Regions from separate parts of the Homo sapiens genome. Here region 1 is linked to region 2. Evidence: read pairs that join two places in POLR2A ChIA-PET (ENCODE). Cell type or tissue: A673. All regions are shown on one strand. Each heading gives the region's core, and the rest is flanking DNA. Links, peaks and the distances in the headings are about the cores only.

What was found. ChIA-PET counts read pairs that join two places held together with the same protein. Peaks named below come from ENCODE experiments on the same cell type or tissue, not always from the same donor. Only the 100,000 strongest peaks of a DNase experiment are listed, where the experiment ranks them.
Region 1: POLR2A ChIA-PET joins it to region 2 with 12 read pairs; 2 of 35 experiments call an interaction of 5 or more read pairs at or near these places.

What each region holds. Positions count from the first base shown.
Region 1 is chr21:33,593,594-33,596,093 of GRCh38, forward strand. It overlaps CRYZL1 (crystallin zeta like 1), which reads right to left. Exons shown (of 13, transcript NM_145858.3): 11 at 2,138-2,243. Among named protein-coding and RNA genes, the nearest start is that of DONSON, 6.2 kb to the left of the region's middle. In A673, for the core only: no CTCF peak of the experiment used is centred there; no DNase peak of the experiment used is centred there.
Region 2 is chr21:33,805,991-33,814,026 of GRCh38, forward strand. It overlaps ITSN1 (intersectin 1), which reads left to right. Exons shown (of 40, transcript NM_003024.3): 21 at 4,985-5,232; 22 at 7,923-8,036. Among named protein-coding and RNA genes, the nearest start is that of ATP5PO, 110 kb to the right of the region's middle. In A673, for the core only: no CTCF peak of the experiment used is centred there; a DNase peak (open chromatin) is centred at 4,311.

The DNA of each region.
Region 1 (2,500 bases), core at 1-2,500, 220 kb before region 2:
GTTAAAATTGCCTTCTCATCGGGAGAGGTGGTTTGAGAGAATTAAGTTATATACTATAAGCAGAGCAGTCTAGTTTCCAACATGTAAGATTCAAAACTAATAGCTACAGCCGGGAGTGGTGGCCCATGCCTGTAATCCCAGCACTTTGGGAGGCTGAGGCGTGTGGATCACCTGAGGTTAGGCGTTTGAGACCAGCTTGACCAACATGGTGAAACTCCGTCTCTACTAAAAAATACAAAAAATTAGCCAGGCGTGGTGGCGCATGTCTGTAATCCCAGCTACTCAGGAGGCTGAGACAGGAGAATTGCTTGAACCCAGGAGTTGGAGGTTGCAGTGAGCCAAGCTCATGCCACTGCACTCCAGCCTGGGCAAGAGTGAGACTCTGTCTCAAAAAAAAAAAAAAAAAAAAAAAAAAAATCAAAACTAATAGCTACATAGTATTCTAACCTTAACTAATGTTACTTTTGTTAACTGTTACTTTTAATAGCCACATGGTATTCTCCACTGTAGCATCATTCCATGTTATTCTTAATAATTACAATGTTATTGGATTGGACATTTACTTTTTTTTTTTTTTTTGAGACAGAGTCTCGCTCTGTAGCTAAGCTGGAGTGCAGTGGCGCGATCTCAGCTCACTGCAACCTTCACTGCCTGGGTTCAAGCAATTCCCCTGCCTCAGCCTCTGGAGTAGCTGGGACTACAGGCGTGTGCCACCACACCCAACTAATTTTTTTTTTTTTGGTATTTTTAATAGAGACGGGGTTTCATCATGTTAGCCAGGATGGTCTCGATTTCCTGACCTCGTGATCCCCCACCTCGGCCTCCCAAAGTGCTGGGATTACAGGCATGAGCCACTGTGCCAGCTCATGTACCTTTTTAAAAAATGAAATTAATTAAAAATCCTTTTAGAAAGTTAAATCTAATTTTCAAATTTAATAGGAAATATTTAATCAGAAATAACTTTAAACTCATACATTCACTACATGAAGGGGTTTTGAAATCTACTCCTTAAAACTTAACACATGCAGTATACTAATTACGTAACTTTTTTTTTTTTTTTTTTTTTTTGAGATGGAGTCTCACTCTGTCACCAGGCTGGAGTGTAGTAGTGCAATCTTGGCTCACTGAAACCTCTGCCTCCCAGGTTCAAGCGATTCTTCTGCCTCAGCCTCATGAGTAGCTGGGATTACAGGCATGTGCCACCATGCCCGGCCTACATAACTACCTTAAAGCTCCGAATAAAGACTGTCATTGCTCCTGGAGGGAACTGGCCTTTATACATATCACACATATATGACTAGACACATTTAAGAAAAGTAACGTATGATATTCAGTAGAGAGAAGTGTAAGGCTATGTAAATCTTTCTTCAGACACACACATATGCTCTATCAAGTAATGATAACTTTTTTTTTATCCAATACATTAAAACTTTTACCAAGTGCTGCTGCCTCTAAGCCAGTCATTTTAGAAATAAAAGGAATTCTTAAGTTGACCCTACTCTAAAGAGGTTTGCACCTTTCTTTTTGAAATTGTTTGTATATTCCAAACTTTTTATTATTTTTACTCAACTGGAATGATTTGGCTTCAATCACACCAGACTTATCTCTGAATGACTTTTGTTTCAAAAAGTCAAACCTATCTTCATTTGATAAAGATTTCCTAGCATTGATATTTATAAAACACTCCACAAACTCTTTAATTTAGAAAAGTATTCTGAAATGTTTCTGTGCAATGGCACCATCATAGGAGTAAGTGTGCAACCTTTCAAGGTGATGTGTGCTTTCCTTAATGTGAGGTTAAAAACAAAATCTTCCAGGTATCTTAGGGCTCATCTCTGTTCAGAAAGGAGAGAGACTGCCTGAGTGTGATTCTTGCTCCGCCACTTGCTGCGTCCTTGAGTCTGTATCAACATCTCTGTGCTTCTGTTTCTTCACCTGTGAAATGGGGATGATAACAGTACTTACATCTCAAAAGGCTGTTTTAATGTTTAAATGAATACTTGCAAGGCACTTGGAATACTGTTTGGAATACTTAAGGAAACTTAACTGCTATTATTATTTCCTATTATCGTAATGAAAGAACTTAGTACAGTACAAAGTTCAAGCCAGAAACTCAATCAGTCGATAAAAAGGATATAAAGATATTTTCCCTGTTGTACATTTGACAAATTCCAAACTTCATCATTCAGGAAAGCTAACGTTGCTCCCTTGAGGAAAAGGCAGTGGCTATCTGGAGGATCCAACTTGGATAGAATGAAACAAAGACTAATCAATTATTGTGAGTTTAACAGCAGGATGACTGGTATCTCGAGTCAGAAAAACTTCTACACAAATTAAATGATGTCCAAATCACAAAAATATGCACATAAACTTTAATAACGTAAACGATAATATTTTCTATTTCATGGTCCAAAATGATGAAACAGCGAGGTGATAAGTACATGGCAGATGCAAGGCCAATCTAGAATCCTGGTGGTGAAGTGGTAGGGGTGTGTGTGTG
Region 2 (8,036 bases), core at 3,009-5,508:
CAGGAGATTGAGACCATCCTGGCTAACACGGTGAAACCCCGTCTCTACTAAAAATACAAAAAAAAAAAAAATTAGCCGGGCATAGTGGCGGGCGCCTGTAGTCCCAGCTACTCGGGAGGCTGAGGCAGGAGAATGGCATGAACCCGGGAGGCGGAGCTTGCAGTGAGCCGAGATCGCGCCACTGCACTCCAGCCTGGGCAACAGAGTGAGAATCCTTCCAAAAAACAAAGACTTTTAATATCCTCATCTAGGAATTTGGGGAGAAACCTTATATTTCAAAACCGGCAAATCCATGGAAAATGTTTTACTACCTGCACTCCTCAACACATCCCATGCAGCCACTGTCAGCTGGTCTGAATACACAGGCTAAACCTGTTTGCTACACTTGTTTATCATGTTCTATGAGGGGAAAAAGGAATTTCTGCTTCCCCCCTTTGTGACAAGGTCAGAGATTTTAGAAATATTAATCTTACCTAATGAAGATGGCAGCCATGGAGCATATAAAAATTGAGAAAAGAGGTGTAATATCATCGGCCTTTGCCAAACGGACTTGAAGCTGAAGTGGCTGCTGTGTATATTTGACTGTTGCATCAGCGAGCTACAATATGCAGTGTGTAATTACTAACATTTAGTAGAGCAGCTCTGTAACATAGTCCCAGAAATGTGAGCAATATCTGGTGTTTGTACTTCGCTTAAATGATGTTTCACTAGAATTACCCCCAAATACGTTGGGGTGTTACAGTGTGCCTGATAAATGAAATTGTATTGAGACCAAAATTGTTAATAATAACATCTCCCTTATAGCCCCCAGTAGGTAAATGTACATTGTGTAAAAGTCCACGTTGGAACCAGTCATATTACAAAGCAGTTTGTGTTCCTATTTCTTGGTCTGCCATAATCTTATGTTTTCCAAAATTGGATTGGCATTTTGGGTAGTTTTCCAAATCCAAGAAGAAATATTTTTCATTTTCATATGTTGACCTTTGTGCCCTTTCTAAGTGGTTAATTTAATTTAGGTGTTAAGAATGAAAGTCTCTTACAGCCCCTGAACCTTAAAATGTAATAATTTATTAAAATTGATGTATACTTGTAAGAGTAAATTAAGCTAATTGAGACTATTGTTTGGGGGGCTGTTGAGACCAACAGATTTCTTTGCTTAAAAGTGAAATGCTGATTTCACTGTTATCCTTAGGGATGGGAGAAGCTCTTGCTTAAGGGGATAAGAGGCTGATATGGCCCCCTCCTTCACTCCTAGGTGTACACTGCACCAGCAGGCTTTCTATCACATCTGAGGACAGGCTGGGTGTTATCAGTTTACTGGAGGGGGAGGACATTTCCCCAGGGCTTCAGGTCGCATTCCAGATGTCCACCAGTGTCTCGCTCTGTTACTCAGGCTGAGTGCAGTGGTGTGATTTTGGCTCACTGCAACCTCCGCCTCCCGGGTTCAAGCAGTTGTCCTGCCTCAGCCTCCCAAGTAGCTGGAATTACAGGCATGTGCCACCACGCCCGGCTAATTTTTGTATTTTTTGTAGAGATGGGGTTTCACCAGCCTGAAACTCCTGACCTCAAGTGTTCCATCCACCTTGGCTTCCAGAAGTGCTGGGATTACAGGAGTGAGCCACTGCACCTGGCCTAAAAGTCTTATTAACCAGTCAATACCCTGTGTTTCAAGGGAGTAACAATAGATCATGGGACATAATTAAGCAAAGCAGCTGACCTTTGAGGAGGTCCAAAATGAGCAGACGAGTAGGAGTTCCCGTCGATCAAGGGATCCACTTGAGCCCCTAAAGGATTGCTTATGGCAAGAAGGTAAACCTAGAGGGAGCAGAGGACCAGGCAGTTAGAGCAGGGAACTCCTGAACAGAGAAGCAGATTGTTACCTAGAGTGAAGGTAAAGTCAAGACCAGGCTTTTGGCCGGGCGCGGTGGCTCACGCCTGTAATCCCAGCACTTTGGGAGGCCGAGGCGGGTGGATCATGAGGTCAGGAGATCGAGACCATCCTGGCTAACAAGGTGAAACCCCGTCTCTACTAAAAATACAAAAAAAATTAGCCGGGCGCGGTGGCGGGCGCCTGTAGTCCCAGCTACTCGGGAGGCTGAGGCAGGAGAATGGCATGAACCCGGGAAGCGGAGCTTGCAGTGAGCCGAGATTGCGCCACTGCAGTCCGCAGTCCCACCTGGGCGACAGAGCGAGACTCCGTCTCAAAAAAAAAAAAAGACCAGGCTTTTAGAATAGGACAGAAGCCCAAGTAGGAGAACTACAGCGCAACATCAGAGCTGGACAGCAGAAGAGAGAATTTAAAAAAAATATCTGGCCTGGCACGGTGGCTCACGCCTGTAATCCCAGAACTTTGGGAGGCCTAGGCGGGCAGATCACCTGAGGTCAGGAGTTCGAGACCAGCCTGGCCAATATGGTGAAACCCCATGTCTACTAAAAATACAGAAATTAGCCAGGCGTGGTGGTGGGCACCTGTAATCCCAGCTACTCAGGAGGCTGAGGCAGGAGAATTGCTTGAACCCAGGAGGCAGAGGTTGCAGTGAGCTGAGATTGTGCCAGTGTACTCTAGCCTGGGTGACAAGAGTGAGACTCCATCTCAAAAAAAAAAAAAAGCTAACACTTTTAGTATGCCAGGCATTGGTGTAAATATTTGTCAGTCCTCACAGTGAGCATTATAATAAGACAGGTATTTTTATTATCCCCATTTTACAGATGAAGAAACAGGTGCCACGAGATTAAACTTGCCCAAAGTCAACCAGTTAATAGATTGTAGAACTAGCTCCTAAATTGAGACGGTCTAACTGCAGAGCCCTATTCTTGATCATTACACTTTGCAGTCTTGACACTAAGTTATTGTGTGTTTGGCTCAAGCTCCTAACCCACTCCTGCCTGACATCACCTTTGGTCCTAGAACCAAGGTGGCTGATCTTGACTATTGAACCTACTGAGAAGTCTGGCAGGACCTGGCTTGGATAGAGACAGCTATGTTTCCAGTGTGGAGCAAAGTTATAATGTGTCACCATATCACCAAAATGTAAACAAGGAAGGAAAGACATCTAGCCATTTGAGTTCAGCATAAAAGAAGATCCAAATGGGGGAAAATTTATCTTAAATCCTCATCTAGAGAAACAGTTGGGGCTGCCCAGAAAAAGAACAGTAAGAACAAAACAATGACTGCAAAGTGGCTAGTGTGTTCATGTGGGTGTAAGTGTGAGCAGAAATGATAGAACTGTGAAGCCAAAAATTCAACCTTTGGAAGTGTTATTGCATTTTATACAAGGGAACTCCTTTTTTGGTTGTTTGGAGAATTCTCAGCTTTAAAAATTGCTTTTATCTGTGACAATAAAGATTCCCTAAAGTGGAGCAGCAAGCAGGCATCCCCTACTTGCTGAATATATTGTAAATAACAGGTAGAAATCAGAAGTAAGCCTTGCCTTGCATTCTGTTTTCTCCACCTCTACCCCAAACATTTGTTAATTCAAATAAGCTAATAAGTATTGAACCCTATTACTCACTGTCCACTGAGTACATACAGATAGATGTTTGGTTTGTTTAATGTAATCATTTTTTGCTTTATTTTTAATTAATTTTTACTGAATACTTGAATGGATTAGATAACTGGTATTTTTGTCAGATTTTTCCAAAATCATTGTTAAGACCCTGCCTACTCATGTCTGATTTCTAAGAAGCAACTTTAATTTCCAGTGAAGTGTTTGATGTTTTACTCCTTAGGCAGCATAGGAAGGGGTAAAAATAAGATATAAGGTTTCATAAGATAAGACCCTTATAAGAATTATAGTAATGAAAATAAAATTTTTTTTTTGAGACGGAGTTTCACTCCTGTTGCCCAGGCTGGAGTGCAATGGCATCATCTCAGCTCACTGCAACCTCCGTCTCCTGGGTTCAAGCGATTCTTCTGCCTCAGCCTCCCGAGTAGCTGGGATTACAGGCATGCGCCACCATGCCTGGCTAGTTTTGTATTTGTAGTAGAGACGAGGTTTCACTGTGTTGGTCAGGCTGGTCTCAAACTTCCGACCTCTGGTAATCCCCCGCCTCAGCCTCCCAAAGTGCTGGGATTACAGGCATGAGCCACCGTGCCCAGCCCAAAAATAAATTTCCCAATAGCAAATGTGATTGTCCTCCAAAGTCATTCTCCTGTTGCTCATAAAATAGTAGGGACAACTCGTAAAGAAAAGTAGAATCGTTTTGGCCATTTTGGATGATCCATTTGAGTCAGAATTAAAATGCAAACCTTAAAAGCATTTGGCGTAATAAATGGCCTCTGTGAAATTTTTAAACAGTATAATCCTGGATTTTCCTGTGCACTGAATATGCAAGTTAAATTTATACAAAAGAAAACTACAGGACCTTAATACAATTGATTATTGCTGTAAATAATGACTTCCTTAATTTTCTCATCATGTGTCTGTGGAGCTTTTAAATGCCTAAACACAGCAGCAGTCAGCTTTGCTTCTCGTGGAAACCATTTAAGGCCATGGTTTTTTTTTTTAAATCTTCCTTGTCCTTATACTGAATAAATACTACTTAGTTATTGGAGGTTTTCAGAGTACTGAATTTATATTGATTGCACCCTTTGCTTTCAACTTTAAGTAATAAACTCAAGTCAAATTATTTTTAATAATGACATGACTTTCTGATGAAGCCTGTTAAGTCACTTCCCAAATCAAAATATTTAAATTACATGCCTCAGGACTCCAGGCACTTTGTCTCAACTGCCATTATTAGGACAGTTATGGGGTAAGGCTTTTTTAAAAAGTGCAGAGAATAAGAGCTTGAATTATAGTGCATTTTTTTTTTCAGCATTACTGCTTAGACTCTTTTCCCAGACACTTGGACTAAGATGAAGAGATTCCTATGCCATATGTCAATCTAAAGAGGGCAGAGGCTTGGGACTTCACTGTAGTTGGGTGCTGGGTCTATTCAGGGGTTAATTTAGTTCTACTTAAAGCTGTGACTTTTTCCACAGGTGGATGAAAGCCAAACTGGAGAACCCGGCTGGCTTGGAGGAGAATTAAAAGGAAAGACAGGGTGGTTCCCTGCAAACTATGCAGAGAAAATCCCAGAAAATGAGGTTCCCGCTCCAGTGAAACCAGTGACTGATTCAACATCTGCCCCTGCCCCCAAACTGGCCTTGCGTGAGACCCCCGCCCCTTTGGCAGTAACCTCTTCAGAGCCCTCCACGACCCCTAATAACTGGGCCGACTTCAGCTCCACGTACGTGTTGGTGGGCTCTTTCTGATGATTTTTGAAATCCCAATTTGATCATTTCCCCCCCACCCCCTTAAGTATTTTCATAGTCTTGGATTGTCCTTCTATGTGAGGGAGCTGGCTCATTTTCAGTACTCCTTTCTCTAGCTGGCGAATTGGAGATTACAGTCCCTGAACTGGATTTAATGATATCATTGTCTAACAGTGACTTACCATGGTACAAAATGAAGCCTGTTATCTTGTTTTGTTCAATAATGTATTTGTATCTATCATTCTTGTGGAAGAAGTGGAGAAATACAGTTTCCTAATAATCTATTTTGACATCCATGTCAGTCAGCAAATTTTCAGAGTTATTTCCTGCATGCAAATAGCACTTTTTTTTGCCAGGCAGAAGCAAAAATTGAATTCAGTCATGTGGTTCTGAATAAGATAGAAAGCTGTTTCCTTTAAAGCTTTCCACTTTCATTAATCTTATACAAATGTACAGTAGAATGAAGAGGTGTTTGCACTTGGCCAGTTAGTTCTGTGCCCTGGTTCATCAGGAAATGGCATTTTAAAAACTGTGTGTAAGCAGAGGTTTGAAATGATAGATGAAATGGTTGTTCAGACTTCCAGTTATAGGGCCATGACCTAGATGAGCAATTGTCTAAAAATATTTTATACTAGGATACAAGTATGAGTGATTTGAATAAGAAGTGTTTAAATTTTTTTTCAAGTCTAATCATCTTTCAGAAGAAACAAATTGAAGGCAAGGAATCCAGATGTATTGCTGGAGAAGGATCAGATGGAACAAATAGAGGGAAGAAAGAATAATTACTCAGGGCGGGAGGAAGTGGAGGGAAGGATGTAAGGAATAGCAAGTTTTTCATACTTTATTTTCACATAAAAGGCTGAAGGCGCTAAAGAAGGTCCCCTCATCTAATCTCTGCTTTAAGAAAAAAAAGCCTTCCATTAGCTTGACTTCCAAGTTGAAACTTTTCCTTACTCTTTTGGTCTTGACTGAAAAGTTCTGAGTTTTTAAACTAAAGCTTAGGCTAAAATAGAAGACTAATACCATATTTTCCAGGATTTGTTTTGCTGGGGATCAAATCAGTATGCCTCTTCTTCAATATATGTATGGTGTGCAGTTCTCTTGCTATAATTATGGGCACCTTATTTTCCAAATGAAAAATCAGGAATTATTTTGATTTTCAGATTTGTTTGTATATCTTATAAGGATGTAAAAAGTAAATTGCCTTTAGATCTGCAGTCACACAGACATGTTTATCTAAAATTATTTTTTATTATTTATTATTATTTTGAGACAGGGTCTCACTTCATCACCCAGGCTGGAGTGCAGTGGCATGACCATGGCTCACAGCACCCTTGACCTCCTGGGCTCAAGCAATACTCCTGCCTCAGCCTCCTAAGTAGCTGGGCCTACAGGTGCATGCCACCATGCCCAGCTAATTTTTAAGTTTTTTGTAGAGATGAGGTCTCACTATGTTGCCCAGGCTGATCTTGAACTCCCGAACTCAAGTGATCCTCCTGCCTTGGCCTCCCAAAGCGCTGGGATTAGAGGTATCAGCCACCATGCCCAGCCTGTTTATCTAAAATTATTAAAATCACAAAACTAGAACTGTCCCTGGGACCCAGGACAACTGGTTGCTGTCAGGATGCCACTTGTAATTGCTGTGGCATCTAGGCATACTACCAGGTACTTGCTGTAGAGTGCATGGGTCTGAGAAATGGTGTTGAGAAGCTCCAGCTCCATAGGTGGCATGTAGCTTTTTTTTTTCTCATTTAACTATTGTTATTACAAATGATAATGATCATGTGAGGATGTTTCTCCGGGGCTTTGCAGTTACAGAGTATTTCCCTAGCCTGTATTTCATGTACCCTCACAACTAACCTTAAGTGGCACAGTATTGTTCCCATTTTATCAATGAGGAAATCAAATGCCTTTTCCTCTCCTCCTTGTTCTTTTATTTATTTTTCTTTTTGAGACAGAGTCTTGCTCTGTCACCCAGGCTGGAGTGCAGTGGCGTGATCTCAGCAGCTCACTGCAACTTCCACCTCCCAGGTTCAAGCAATTCTTGTGTCTCAGCCTCCCAAGTAGCTGGGATTACAGACTCAATGCCACCACACCCAGCTAACTTTTTTTTTTTTCTTTTTGAGACAGAGTCTCACTCTGTCATCCAGTCCAGAGTACAGTGATGCGATCCTGGCTCACTGCAACCTCTGCCTCCGAGGTTGAAGCATTTCTCCTTCCTCAGCCTCCTTAGTAGCTTGGATTACAGGGGTGCGCCACCACACCCAGCTAATTTTTGTATTTTTAGTAGAGATGGGGTTTCACCATGTTGGTCAGACTGGTCTCGAACTCTTGACCTCAGGTTATCCAGCCACCTCGGCCTCCCACAGTGCTGGGATTACAGGCATGAGCCACTGTGCCCAGCCTCCTCCTTGTTCTTTCACTGTAGAAAGCCACATTAAGTATACTAGGTTTGTGTTGCACAGGCTCATTGGTTGCCATCTTTTTCTTTTTTCTTTTTTTCCTCTTTTATTTATTTATTTATTTTTTTGGTACTTTACTGTGGGTAAAAAGCTGGCATATTAGGGAGTGCTTGCTTTTTTTTTTTTTTGGTACTTTACTGTGGGTAAAAAGCTGGTATATTAGGGAGTGCTTGTTATTCATGGTGTTGTGCTTTTCCCTCCAGGTGGCCCACCAGCACGAATGAGAAACCAGAAACGGATAACTGGGATGCATGGGCAGCCCAGCCCTCTCTCACCGTTCCAAGTGCCGGCCAGTTAAGGCAGAGGTCCGCCTTTAC